3 separate regions of the Homo sapiens genome follow, and all the other regions are linked to region 2. The links are chromatin contacts, found by Hi-C or POLR2A ChIA-PET in ENCODE. All regions are on one chromosome and are shown on one strand. The core of a region is the stretch at or near the end of the contact, and the rest is flanking DNA. Distances in the headings are between cores, read along the strand shown. Region 1 has its middle 17 kb from the start of SPRY1. Region 2 has its middle 3.0 kb from the start of TRC-GCA2-1. Region 3 has its middle 62 kb from the start of LINC01091.

Region 1 (4,245 bases), core at 1,727-4,226, 93 kb after region 2:
TAGAGTGTGAAGTAATTTTGGACTCTCACACTTGACTTTTTTTTTTTACCAAACTTTGGAAATCAAGCAATGCCAGGTTCCTCAAATTCAAGTTTTGCTATTTTATAAAGATCACCTTAAAAAATTTTTTTTCCCAAGTCTCTACATGTGCCTCGTATATACCACCTATAAAATAGAAAAAAATTTAAATTCCAATACTATTATTTACAAGTATTTCAAATTAAAAGAAAAAAAAAAATAGCCGGGCGCGGTGCTCACACCTGTAATCCCAGCACTTTGGGAGGCCGAAGTGGGCGGATCACGTGAGGTCAGGAGTTTGAGACCAGCCTGACCCACACGGAGAAACCCCATCTCTACTAAAAATACAAAATTAGCCAGGCTTGGTGGCGCATTCCTATAATCCCAGCTACTTGGGAAGGCTGAGGAAGGAGAATCGCTTCAACCCGGGAGGTGGAGGTTGCGGTGAGCCGAGATCGCGCCATTGCACTCCAGCCTGGGCAACAAGAGCAAAACTCTGTCTCAAAATAAAGAAAAAAAATGACCAATTCCAAACCCAAACTATTTTGCCCTTCTTCTGTGTTGCTTCTGTAAGAATTCAGGTTTTATTGGATCTGCCTATCTTTATGCTATATTCTCTTCAGGAATTGTAAATTAAACTCCCAAACTTCAAGTACAAACAAGGTCCACATAATGAAAACAGTACAGGCCTTTAAAAGTATTGTTCATGTCTTTTTCTCATTCAGTTGGTTCTATTTCCTACTAGATGCTTATCCTTGAGCATGTCATTTCACCTTTCTCGGGTTCAATTTACTTTATTTTATTATTATTATTTTGAGACGGAGTTTTGTTCTTGCTGCGCAAGCTGGAGTGCAATGGCGTGATCTCGACTCACTGCAACCTCCACCTCACAGGTTCAAGCGATTCTCCTGCCTCAGCCTCCCAAGTAGCTGGGATTACAGGTGTGAGCCACCACGCCTGGCTTTGTTGTTGTTGTTGTTGTTTTGAGACGGAGTCTCGCTCTGTGGCCCAGGCTGGAGTGCAGTGGCATGATCTCGGCTCACTGCAAGCTCCGCCTCCCGGCTTAACGTCATTCTCCTGCTTCAGCCTCCCGAGTAGCTGGGACTACAGGCGCCCGCCACTACACCCAGCTAATTTTTTATATTTTTAGTAGAGACGGGGTTTCACCGTGTTAGCCAGGCTGGTCTCGAACTCCTGACCTCAGGTGATCCGCCCGCCTCGGCCTCCCAAAGCGCTGGGATTACAGGGATTACATATTGCCCAATCACCTTCCTTCCTTTCTCTATCATCATCACCACCACCAGCAGGCAGAGAAAAATACAGGGAATAAGGAAAACCAAGACTCTTTATGTTGCAAACATTTTTTTTCTTTTCTTTTTTTTTTTTTTGAGGCAGAATCTCGCTCTGTCGCCCAGGCTGGAGTGCAGTGGCGAGATCTCGGCTCACTCCAAGCTCCGCCTCCTGGGTTCATGCCATTCGCCTGCCTCAGCTGGGACTACAGGCGCCCGCCACCACGCCTGGCTAATTTTTTAATTTTTAGTTGGGAGGGGGTTTCACTGTGTTAGCCAGGATGGTCTCGATTTCCTGACCTCGTGATCCGCCCACCTCGGCCTCCCAAAGTGCTGGGATTACAGGCGTGAGCTGCCGCGCCCGGCCTGCAAACATTGTTTTTCAGGATACTTCAATGATTCAAAATGTAATGACTGGATTAGGAGGGTGGAGTAGGGGAGTAGTGGAAGAAATGTTTTAGCAGTTAAAGAGAAAAAGGCTGAATTGGTGAATTTTATTTTTTTGAGATAGAGTCTCACTCTGTCTCACAGACTGGAGTGCAGTGGTGCCATCTCAGCTTACTGCAACCTCCACCTCCTGGGTTCAAGCGATCCTCCCACCTCAACCTCCTGAGTAGCTGGGATCCATGCCCAGCTAATTTTTGTATTTTTGGTAGAGACAGGGTTTCACCATGTTGGCCAGGCTGGTCCTGAACTCCTGACCTCAAATGATCTGCCCACCTCGGCCTCCCAAAGTGCTGGGATTACAGGTGTGAGCCACTGTGCCCCACCAAGCTTGGTGAATTTTAAAGTTCTGGAACTTGGGTGTTTCTGACAACAAAGTTCAGATACATAAGTCACTGAAAAGTGTATACAGTGAAGCTGTATACAGTGAACTCTGGGAGGCTGAGGTGAAAGAATGAAAAATTTAGTTTCTGTTTGATTTACAAAGCCTTTGCTTCTTTCCTGTCTTCTTGCTTCCTGCCTTCTGTCCACTTCATTACTCATTAACCATTCCAGGAGAGATGGGGGTTGGGGGGTTGGGGGCGGGGAGAGACTCTTAAATCTGCACAATTAGTAGAATGTTGAGTGGGGAAAATTTTGATCTCCTTCTATATTTCATTTACACAAATGTCTCTGCCTTCCATTACCAGAGATGAGTTAACCCGGTACCAAATGGCCAAGACTTCTCCTCCCCCACCTTCTACAACCAATCAGATCAAGCTCACAACCTCCTTTCAGCCTCTACTGTCCCTGTCACATTAATCACCTTGGCTCCTATATTATTTATCCAGCTGGTCTCCCTCTTGCCCCCCAGTCCATCAGCAGCATGCAGTGTTGCCTAAGTATCCTTCTGAAACTCTAATCTGTTCATGCCATTCTCCTTATTATCATCTGTCAATGACTATCACCCACAGGATAGAGCCTAAACTTTTAAACATGACATTTCCACTTTCCATGACTGGCTCCTCTTTTCCCCACAGGCATCTTACACTCCAAACATACTAAATTACTTGCAATGTTCTCATCATGCCATGATCATTCCCACTTAACATGCCTTTGGACTTTTCCAAAATGCTTTTCTCTCCCTTGTCTACTTGACTCATTACTACTCATCTTTCAAGGCTTTTTTTATGAAGGCTTCTCTGATTTACAAAGACAGATTTGGCTGCCTCCTCCCAGAGTGTTTCCATGGCCCCATTTACCGCCAGTGATAGCATCATTCACATTGCTAAAAAGTTACGAATTACTATTCAAAGATACAGTTGTTAAATTGATGAATGCATAGTTGACAAAGCCAAGTTCTTATTTTCTCTCAAAAATTGCCAATATTGTAGACATTAGAAATGGTATCAAAAGACCCTGCAAACATTAATCTCAGCATTTTTCCTTATTCTGAAGCTTTTAATAAATCTACAAAGTTGATCAACAACAAATATTTACTGAGCTCTTCCTCTGTTGTATAATCACGATTCCAGGTACTAGATAGCAAAATGTTAAAACCGATAAATGTTGGTTTCATCCTTTTTTGTCTTCCCTAATTGAATTGTTTCTGGTACTAAAGGGTAAAACCTAAAAAGGCAGACACAAAGGGGAAATTATAGGCAATTCAAAGAACAGGTTTACAAACCACAAAGTGACAAGTTAAAGTTTCACATGCTCTGTAAATAACTCTGACACCAACAGTTTTCTTTATAAAGATAGGCCTCTCTACATTTAGAGTAATAGACAGATTCTGGGTGGCCCAGAAGAATAAAATGTACTTCTGTGAGGGAATCAAATTTACTCACAGCTTCCACTGCAAATCTGCAACGTGCAAACTCTGTGAAGCAGGCAAGACTAAGATCTTGGACTGAATCTCTTTGCTTCCTCAAGTGCCTCTGAAGTGCACAAAAGCTGAAAGAAGGGAATGTGGAAAGCAGAAGGTCTTTTGGCTGTGTGTATTATTTTGACTGAATTGACAGGTCAATCTATTTCATGTAGATATTTTCTTTATTCAGTAACAGATTTTGTTAACAGATCGTTTGTGCTATAAATGGAGCACATCCGTTACAATAAATTCTACTCCACTAGTTCATTTCTTATTAAAATTATCCTTATTAAGAAATCCTACATTTTTATCAGCTCTTGTAATCCATTAGTTTAGAAATAAGTTAGAGCACCTAAAAATATTCCTCCCAAACATAAACAGCTTCTAGATATTTTTTTCTCCACCTATCATTCTAGCATTTTTTTTTTCTTTCTGAGACAGGGTCTTGCTCTGTCACTTGGGCTGGAGTGCAGTTGTGGGAACATGGCTCACCACAGCCTCAACCTCCTGGGCTCAAAGGGATCCTCCCACCTCAGCCTCCTGAGTAGCAGGGACTATAGGCACAAGCCCCCAGGCCTGGCTAATTTTTTGTAGATGTTTTGGCCAATGAACGTTTTTCACTATTTTTTTTTTTTTTTTTGGAAGACA
Region 2 (4,173 bases), core at 1,425-3,924:
TCACTGTAGCCTCAACCTCCTGGGCTCTAGTGATCCTCCCACTTCAGCCTCCTGAGTAGTTGGGCCAACAGGTGTGCAACACCACACCCAGCTAATTTTTTTTTTTTCCTGTAGAGACAGGGGTCTCACTTTGTTGCCCAGGCTGGCCTATCTTTTTTAAAAAATTTATACTAATAAGTTAACTTTGAAACCAGCTTAGACAGATTTTTTCCCCTCCAAATGATGCTTCTGTGAAAAATATGAATTATGAGCCACACCTGCTGGCTGACACCTGCTTCTGGCTTTTTCCTGCTCTAAAATGGCTGAGTGAAATGGAAATGAAGCAGGAATTCATAGTTAAGGGTCAATTCTTGGACCAAGGCCGTGATGAAAGAATGTACTTGGATAAGAAACAGAAGATCCTTGCACTTGGCCACTTGGAAAGCTTCTTGGTGGTAGCCTAGGCAGTAATTAATTCACAGATCCAGGTGTTGTATGTATGTTGTGTGTGCTCTCAGAGCATGTCAGGACAACTTGAGAGCAAGAAGTCTGCAGCCACGTGGTTGGGAAGAGAAAGTGCCTTTTAAGAAAAATAAAAAATGGATGTGAGCATTTCACATAGTCAAGTGTTTGCATTAGAGACCAAACAGACATCTACCTCTTTACAGAAATGTATTAACATGCCCGACACTGAAACACCTAGATTAAAATACTTCAACATCTATTTTATAATGTGTCCTCTTTATTTTACCTTCAAAACCACAAGACAATTACCTGCTTCCTGTTTAATATGTACTGAAAATGGAAACGAATTTGATTTTTACCTGACAGCTGTCCCTTCAGATTTTTCCTTTGTTTTGTATTACTATGGCTAGAACAGCCCAGCAGGACCATGACTGTATTTTTTTTTATTGTTTTTTTTGAGACAGCTCACTCTGTCGCCCAAGCTAGAGTGCAGTGGCACGATTTGGGCTCACTGCAACCTCCGCCTTCTGGGTTCAAACGATTCTCCCATCTCAGCCTCCTGAGTAACTGGGATCCAAGCCCGGCTAATTTTTGTATTTTTTAGTAGAGACAGGGTTTCACCGTCTTGGCGAGGCTGGTCTCAAACTCCTGACCTCAAGTGATCCGCCCGCCTGGGCCTCCGAAAGTGCTGGGATTACAGGCGTGAGCCACTGCGCCTCGCCTGACTGCATGTTTTAAACAAAAACTGAGACTTATATGTGTGGACGGTTGGTTGAATTCATTTCAGACTGACTGGGGGTGGGATCTGATGGTCCTAGTGTATCCCCAGTCCCGCTGCAAGTGGAGTCCTCCATGTCGTTAGGAAGATCAGAAAAGCTATCTTGTGAAATGTCACCATGCTCCAGGGCTCTATGGGCAGTCTTCCACTTTTCTACAATACCCCAAACCTATGTGTACCTTTCCCCAGCCTGATGTTGAACACACTCTAAATTACAGCTGTGGACACAGAAGCACAGGTGCGGCCCAGCTGCAGTGGCCATCCTGCCCATCAACCTCTCTGCTTACAAGCCCAAGAGGTCAATGCGAAGCAGCAGGGCCCCCTGAGGACAAGACGTCTCCCTTTTCCCGTAGTTGCACGGGAAGCAACCCGAGACCTCCGAACTTGATGTTTAATGTGAAAAAAGGAAAGAGAGGGAGCCCATGAAAAACAATCTTGCAAGAATTCTGAACACACTTCTTTCGGCTACTCTCTGCCTAAGTGCAAAGGGCACCAAAAGGGTACGTGGGGTCTCCACTGTACTCATGGCTCACCAAAAGAGGCGACTCCCTTCCAGCAATTACTTTTTCTTAATACGGAGGCGCTTCGGCAGGGCTGACCAGACCCATGAGTCTCTCATGCCCTCTCCTTGACAATGCAGCAAGGGGGAATAGCAACAGTTAAAAGAGCGGACCACCTTAAGTAAAGGAAAAAGCGTATTTCCATATTCTTAAACAAAGGGGTTCTGCACCATCTGTCCCTGTCTGGGTGCCTCCGCTCCACACTGAGAGGATTTGCGAGGGATTCAAGTGCACCTTATAGATTAAATAGTCACTCGGCTGCTTAAGCCCGGTTGCCCAGACAATGGCCGCGCAGAGCGCCCCTTCCTCCTTCCTTCCTGTCGAGCGTTCTGCCTGACTACACAAACTCAATGCGCGCGGCTCCCCCGATGCAAGAAGTGGACTTGACCGGAGCTAAAACCAACAAAGGCAGATTCTGGTGGGAGCTGCGGAAGCGCCGGGCACTGAGTCAACAAGCGGGTCGCATTGAAATGCAAATGGCGCGGCCGCGGCCCCGGCGCACCACCTCCCGCTCCTTAACTTCTCAACCCCCGGGCCTCGCCGGGCCTTGAATGGCTCCTTTGACGCGCGGTGGCCGGCTCGGGCCGTGGTCGCGGCCTCGGCGGCGGCGGCGGCAGCGCTGCGTCCCTGCGAACTCTTTTTTTTTTTTTTTTTTTTTTGCCGTAGTTATAATTGCCCTAACTCATCATCACATCATCATCATCACCCTTCCAGACTTGCGGGTGTACACAGCCTGAAGCGCAGAATTCCCTGATCAGTGACCGAGGAACTGAAAATTTCAGCCTGCTGCTAAGGGGGGAAAAAAGTTCCAAAGTCCAATTGTGGCGGTTAGGTTTTGTTTTTTCTAAGAATTTACTCACTTAAGTATTTACTCACTTAAATCCTGTGCGCTTTCTTTTATCCAGAAAGAACCAGACTTAAATTTTTTCAGGTGCTAGATGACATATTTAGCTTAGAAGGAAGTTCTCGCGGATGCTCTGTAAACGTTTAAGTAAAAACAAATCCCGTTTGGCACTTAGTTACCGCCCGCCGTCTCTCCCCACGCCTCCATCCCTTGTTTTACTTTGGCGAGATAATATTATCAGTTTGCTGTTTATTTTGTGCTTTCCCTAAGGTCTAAAGTTAATGCATGTCCTGTTAAAATTCCTACAGGACAGTAAAGGGAGAGTAAAGGTGAGTTTTCTTTACAGAAATAAAAGGCTAATTTAATTTTTTTAAACGATGAGTTACTAGTAGTAGTTTAAAGCTACGTGGTAATTAAAAGTCACCTGAAAACCTAAGATGACCTTCTACAGGAGCTATATTTGGCTGCTATTTCAGACTGTTAGGAAATAAGGACTGATATATCTATAACAAATATAATGAAGTAAATAATTTTTCAACTCCTAATTTTGTAAGTTAACCAGAATATAATCGTATTTGAACATCTAATAGTTGTGTAATTCACTGAAATACACAGATTATTTTGCTAAAAAGCAACTAAAGAAACATGCTACCATCTTTAATTTTGCATAATTTTTAATTTATTTGGTATAACAGAGTCGAATTTAAGAAAAACTTTCATAGTTGGCGTGGCTTAAAATCAGAATACTTTATGCTTTTTGAAGGTAGGTCTTTTCTTTTGGTAACACCTCCCTACCCAGCACACAGGTGTGTGTGCAAACACACACACACACACACTTTGGCCTATAAAAAATAATTGTTGGATTGCGTTGAGCTGAGTTGAGTAGACTTAAAGAGTCGAGTTGCTCTACAAGGCAAGATTCAGAATTACAGTAATGGCATTACTTTCTGTAATGTATATCCAATAGTTCTGCTTGCGCATCCATTCTCCCTTATAGAAGGTGAACCTAATTTTCATTCAGAGGACTATCCCTCTCCCACTCACAGTCTCAGTGGTTCAGTGAGGCCGACCCCATCCACATACATGGCTCCAGGGCCACAGCTAGTCCATACAATGTCTTCACACAAGTTAGAAAAATGCACTGCTTCCTTCAGGCAAATGAAGTCCAGCACCAGAGCACCAGCCTTGCCCAGAAAATAGCCAGGGTTGCACTGCCTTGTCAGCTGGGGCTTTGTACACTTCACATCACATGCAGTCCTTCCTATTTCCAGCAGTAAACATGTGACTGCCATCAGCCTATTCAGTCTATAGTGGTAAGTTTCAGGAACAGGCATATGAACCAAGTTGATCTCATGATAGCCGGGAACTTTTGCTGAAATTATTAGAATAAAGCCATTCTTGCTTTCTAGTGGAACTGAATAACTCAGGGGTTCCCAACCCCCAGGCCACATACTGGTACTGGTCCGTGGCCTGCTAGGAACTGGGCCACACAGCAGGACACTGCTCCCCATTGCTCACATTACCACCTGAGCTCCGCCTCCTGTCAG
Region 3 (3,980 bases), core at 313-2,812, 83 kb before region 2:
TTCTTATTTGCCATTTCTCCGTGTCTGCAATTATTCACAAGATAACTGGGGCATCTACTACCATTGATTCTTCTTCTTTAGTAAACACAAAAAAATGAATAATCAGAGAAAGATGTGGTAAAGACTCTAACAATGCATTCAGAAGTCAACAGCAGGGATTGTAAGCAATCTCTCGTTGTCATTTTAGTTGGGGTATTTGACATAACCCATAAAGCATCCCTCAGTGACATACCTGAAGGCTGTTACTTGGAAAGTTGAGCCAGTAAACTCAAAGAAGAAATATGATATATAGCACAGCTTATTATCAAAAAGGTTTGCACCTCTGCCTTAACTAACATATCCCAGTCAAATGAATGATAGTGAAACTGAAATAACATGAAACAGCCAAAAATATATTGTTTATCATTTCAAAGTAAAATGCTAGACAAGGTCAAGGATAATGTATAGTATCTCACAAGAAATATTATCCCTAGAGCATGACGATTTTCCACATGATATTCTGGAATTTTAAAAAAAATTAAAATATTGATTATATGGGTCTTCTTTCCTCTGTAGTTGCTGTTTCATTTGACATATGATTAGAATTATGCAATTTATCTTTCTTCCTTCCGAGAAGTTGAGAAATATCAGAATTTTGAACTGGAAGGATCTTAGTTCAACCCTTTGAATTTTATTGGATGAAATTGAGGCCCAAACCACACACCCAACGGAAGAAAAACTGAACTAAAACTAAGATCTTCTGACTCTTAGTCAAAAATTCTTTTTTACACCATGATGAGTCCATTTATCTTCACCTGTTGGATATGTCAGTAGATAATTACTTGGTGAAGAAATACTAAGAGGAAGCTTTGTTGTATATACTTCCTTCGTGGTGATTTAAGTTAAATTCTGAGGCCCTAAGCAAAACTTTTAGAAAAGGTCCCATCACTGTTGATTAACTGCAGAAGAACTGAAGAGTAAACAGCTGTTCAAAGGAAAGTCCTCATCTTAGTGAGGTCAGTCCCACTTGGGCTGACCTCACTAAGACGCAGGCACCGCTCTGCTCAGGCAGTAGTTACGACCAACCGCCTTTGGAAAAACTTGTAGTTCTTTTTTTGGTTACTCCCACTGCCCCTCCTGTTCCCTAGAGTGCACAGTAAAGACTAGATGGCTTCTGTATAATGACTGTGGTCAGCTATAAATATAAGGAAAATGAACATGCAACGTCTTGATGTCAAGCTAATTTTAGCTTAACAGTTTCATTTTAAGTATGCCCAACCAAGACTGGACACACCATGGTTCAAGTTTTAAAAATAGAAATTACAAAACCACAGCGTGGAACCCAAATTGTTCAGATTGTAGTAACAGTGACTGAAATGCTCTTGGTGATGTTGCCAACAGGAGGCCCTTCAATGCACAGTGGTGAGCTCCCAAACCACATGGATAAATAGATTCGGTCACCCCTATGAGGTGAACAATAGACCCTATGTTGTGGCTTCGGTTCTGTTGTCATGAATGTAAATAATTTCTCATCATTCATATGTGGACAATGCTCTGTGTGTTACAGAACACATTCTGTGGGCAGGTGTGGAAAAGTTTTCTTACCAAGTTTTATATACTGCCATCTCAATCTTTTACCTTACCTTTTGGAGTTAGCAGCGTGTCTGACTACTGTTTCAATCCACAGAACAGCTACAGAATCTGTCTGAAGATTCCAGCCTGCTATTTTTCTTCAAATCTGGGTTTCAATCTTGGTTAATGTTTGCCCAGAAATATGTAATTGCGGACTTCCTCCTCATAAACCCTTCCAGAGTGTAGGCTGCCAGTCTAGCATGCTATTATTATCTCTTTGCCTCAGGGCTAACGCAGGGTGTGCCCTCGTAGTCACAGGATAGATGATAACCTGCTCCCTGCCAGGAAGCCAGGATGGTTAGCAGCTGCCGCTAAGAAAAAACACATCTTGCATGTGTCCAGTATTGTTTGTATTTCTTCTCCTTTGGATAAACAAATTTTAACTGGTTTATTAAAAACTCACAGGCTGGGCACGGTGACTCACGCCTGTAATCCTAGCACTTTGAGAGGCCCAGGCGGGTGGATTGCCTGAGCTCAGGAGTTTGAGATCAGCCTGAGCAACACTGTGAAACCCCCATCTCTATTAAAATACAAAAAAATTAGCTGGACGTGGCAACATGTGCTTGTAATCCCAGTTACTTGGGAGTCTGAGGCAAGAGAATTGCTTGAACCCCAGAGACGGAAGTTGCAGTGAGCTGAGATCACGCCATTGCACTCCAGCCTGGGCAACAGAGTGAGACTCGGTCTCAAAAAAAAATAATAAAAAGTAAATAAATAAATAAAAATAAAAACTCATGCTCGCCTTTTTCTTTCTTTTTTCTTTTTCTTTTTTTGAGAACTCATTTACTCTATTCACATTAGTGACTGTGATTTGGATGTGCCTGTTCTCTGTTCCTCACTCAACCTAACTTACAGAGGAATTATTTTCCATTCATTGAATGTCACTTCCTTGTGAGGCTCTGTTACACACCTGCCCCCCACCCACCTGCCCCCAGAACATGAGCACACACATACAGACAATATTAGAGTTTAAAGCAATATTTTTTGTTTTTGAGACAGGCTCTTGCTTTGTCACCCAGGCTGGAATGCAGTGGCACGATCATAGCTCACTGCAGCCTTGACCTCCTGGGCTCAAGTGATCCTTCCACCTTGGCCTCCTGGGTAGCTGGGATTACAGGTGTGTGCCACCATGCCCAGCTAATTTTTGTAGTTTTAGTAAAGATGGAGTTTTACCATGTTGTCCTGGCTGGTCTTGAACTCCTGGGCTCAAGCAATCTGCCTGCCTTGGCCTCCCAAAGTGCTGGGATTACAGGTGCAAGCCACTGTGCTCCACTTACTGCAACCTTCTTTAGGCTACCCTAGTACTGTATTACATCTCTATTATAAAATACCATGGGCTGACTTGTATTATATTTGCCTATGTCCCTTCACATTTACTTCTTCAGCTAGATTGACCTTCTTATTGATCTCTGTATTCTCAGGGCTTACCAGTTAGTTCAGGCCTAAAATAAACTTAATTAGTAATGTCTTTTGTACTAAAGTATGATTTACATATGTCAAATTCTCCCTTTTTCATGTACAGTTCCGTGAAATTTGATAAATACATGCAGTCATGTAACCACCACCACCACAATCAAGATATAGACAAGTTCCATTACCCCAAAACATATCCCATCCTATTGCAGCTAACCCCTTCCCCTCAGCCCCAGTCCCTGGCATCCCTGTTTTCTGTTCCTATGGTCCTGCATGTTATATATATATGAAAGCATTCAGTCTGCAGTCTTTAGAGTATGGCTCCTGTCACTTAATATAATGCATTTGAGATCCATCCAAATTATTACTGTTATTACTGTAGCAGTAGTTCATTCCTTTTTATTGCTAAGAAGTATTCCATTTATAAATCTGCCACAGTAATTATACCCATTCCCAGTTGAGAGACATTTGAGTTGTTTCCAGCTTGAGGAGATAGTGAATAAAGTAGCTATAAATAATCACATTCAGCTTTTTATGTGAATACACATTTTTATTTAATTTGGATAAATAACTAGAATAGGATTACTGGGTCATAGTAAGTACAGGTTTAACTTCATAAGAACCTGCTTAACTGTTTGCCAGAGGCTATATTTCCTTTCACATTCCCAGCAGCTATCTATGAATTCTAGTTTCTCTACATCCTCACCAACACGTAACATAATCAGTTTCTTTGTATTTTAGCCATTTTAATAGATGTAATTTTAATTTTCATCTCCCTAGAAATTAATGATGTTGAGCACATTTTAGTGTGTCTATTTGCCGTCCATACTTCTTTAGCAAAATGTCTACTCAAATATTTTATTCATTTTGGGGGGGTTGTTTGTTTTCTTGGAGTTTTAAAAGTTTTTTTGTATAGTCTGGACATGCATTCTCCACCAGATATGTGAATTACAAAT

Evidence for each region. Hi-C counts contacts between places; a loop is a spot of excess contacts on that map. ChIA-PET counts read pairs that join two places held with the same protein, here RNA polymerase II (POLR2A). Pooled maps may share reads with other maps.
Region 1: a loop to region 2 is called in a map of heart left ventricle, with 3 times the contacts of the local background. The contact joins two enhancer-like sites. A Hi-C loop is called at or near these places in 19 of 168 maps with a recorded cell type or tissue (HepG2, PC-3, Panc1 and 10 more), 1 of 37 single-sample maps with no recorded cell type and 16 of 50 pooled maps. POLR2A ChIA-PET finds 5 or more read pairs at or near these places in 10 of 52 experiments (A549, AG04450, HepG2 and 4 more).
Region 3: a loop to region 2 is called in a map of gastrocnemius medialis, with 2.6 times the contacts of the local background. The contact joins two enhancer-like sites. A Hi-C loop is called at or near these places in 3 of 168 maps with a recorded cell type or tissue (HepG2, endothelial cell of hepatic sinusoid and gastrocnemius medialis) and 3 of 50 pooled maps. POLR2A ChIA-PET finds 5 or more read pairs at or near these places in 2 of 52 experiments (HEK293 and activated T-cell).

The regions. Positions count from the first base shown.
Region 1 is chr4:123,411,567-123,415,811 of GRCh38, reverse strand. No RefSeq gene overlaps it. Among named protein-coding and RNA genes, the nearest start is that of SPRY1, 17 kb to the right of the region's middle. Within about 2 kb of position 2,976, at least 2 of the 41 ENCODE cell types and tissues checked have a DNase peak (open chromatin) inside an H3K27ac peak, as active enhancers do.
Region 2 is chr4:123,503,867-123,508,039 of GRCh38, reverse strand. No RefSeq gene overlaps it. Among named protein-coding and RNA genes, the nearest start is that of TRC-GCA2-1, 3.0 kb to the left of the region's middle. RefSeq lists an enhancer at 1,652-2,499. Within about 2 kb of position 2,674, at least 29 of the 41 ENCODE cell types and tissues checked have a DNase peak (open chromatin) inside an H3K27ac peak, as active enhancers do.
Region 3 is chr4:123,586,178-123,590,157 of GRCh38, reverse strand. No RefSeq gene overlaps it. Among named protein-coding and RNA genes, the nearest start is that of LINC01091, 62 kb to the left of the region's middle. RefSeq lists an enhancer at 1,277-1,326. Within about 2 kb of position 1,562, at least 18 of the 41 ENCODE cell types and tissues checked have a DNase peak (open chromatin) inside an H3K27ac peak, as active enhancers do.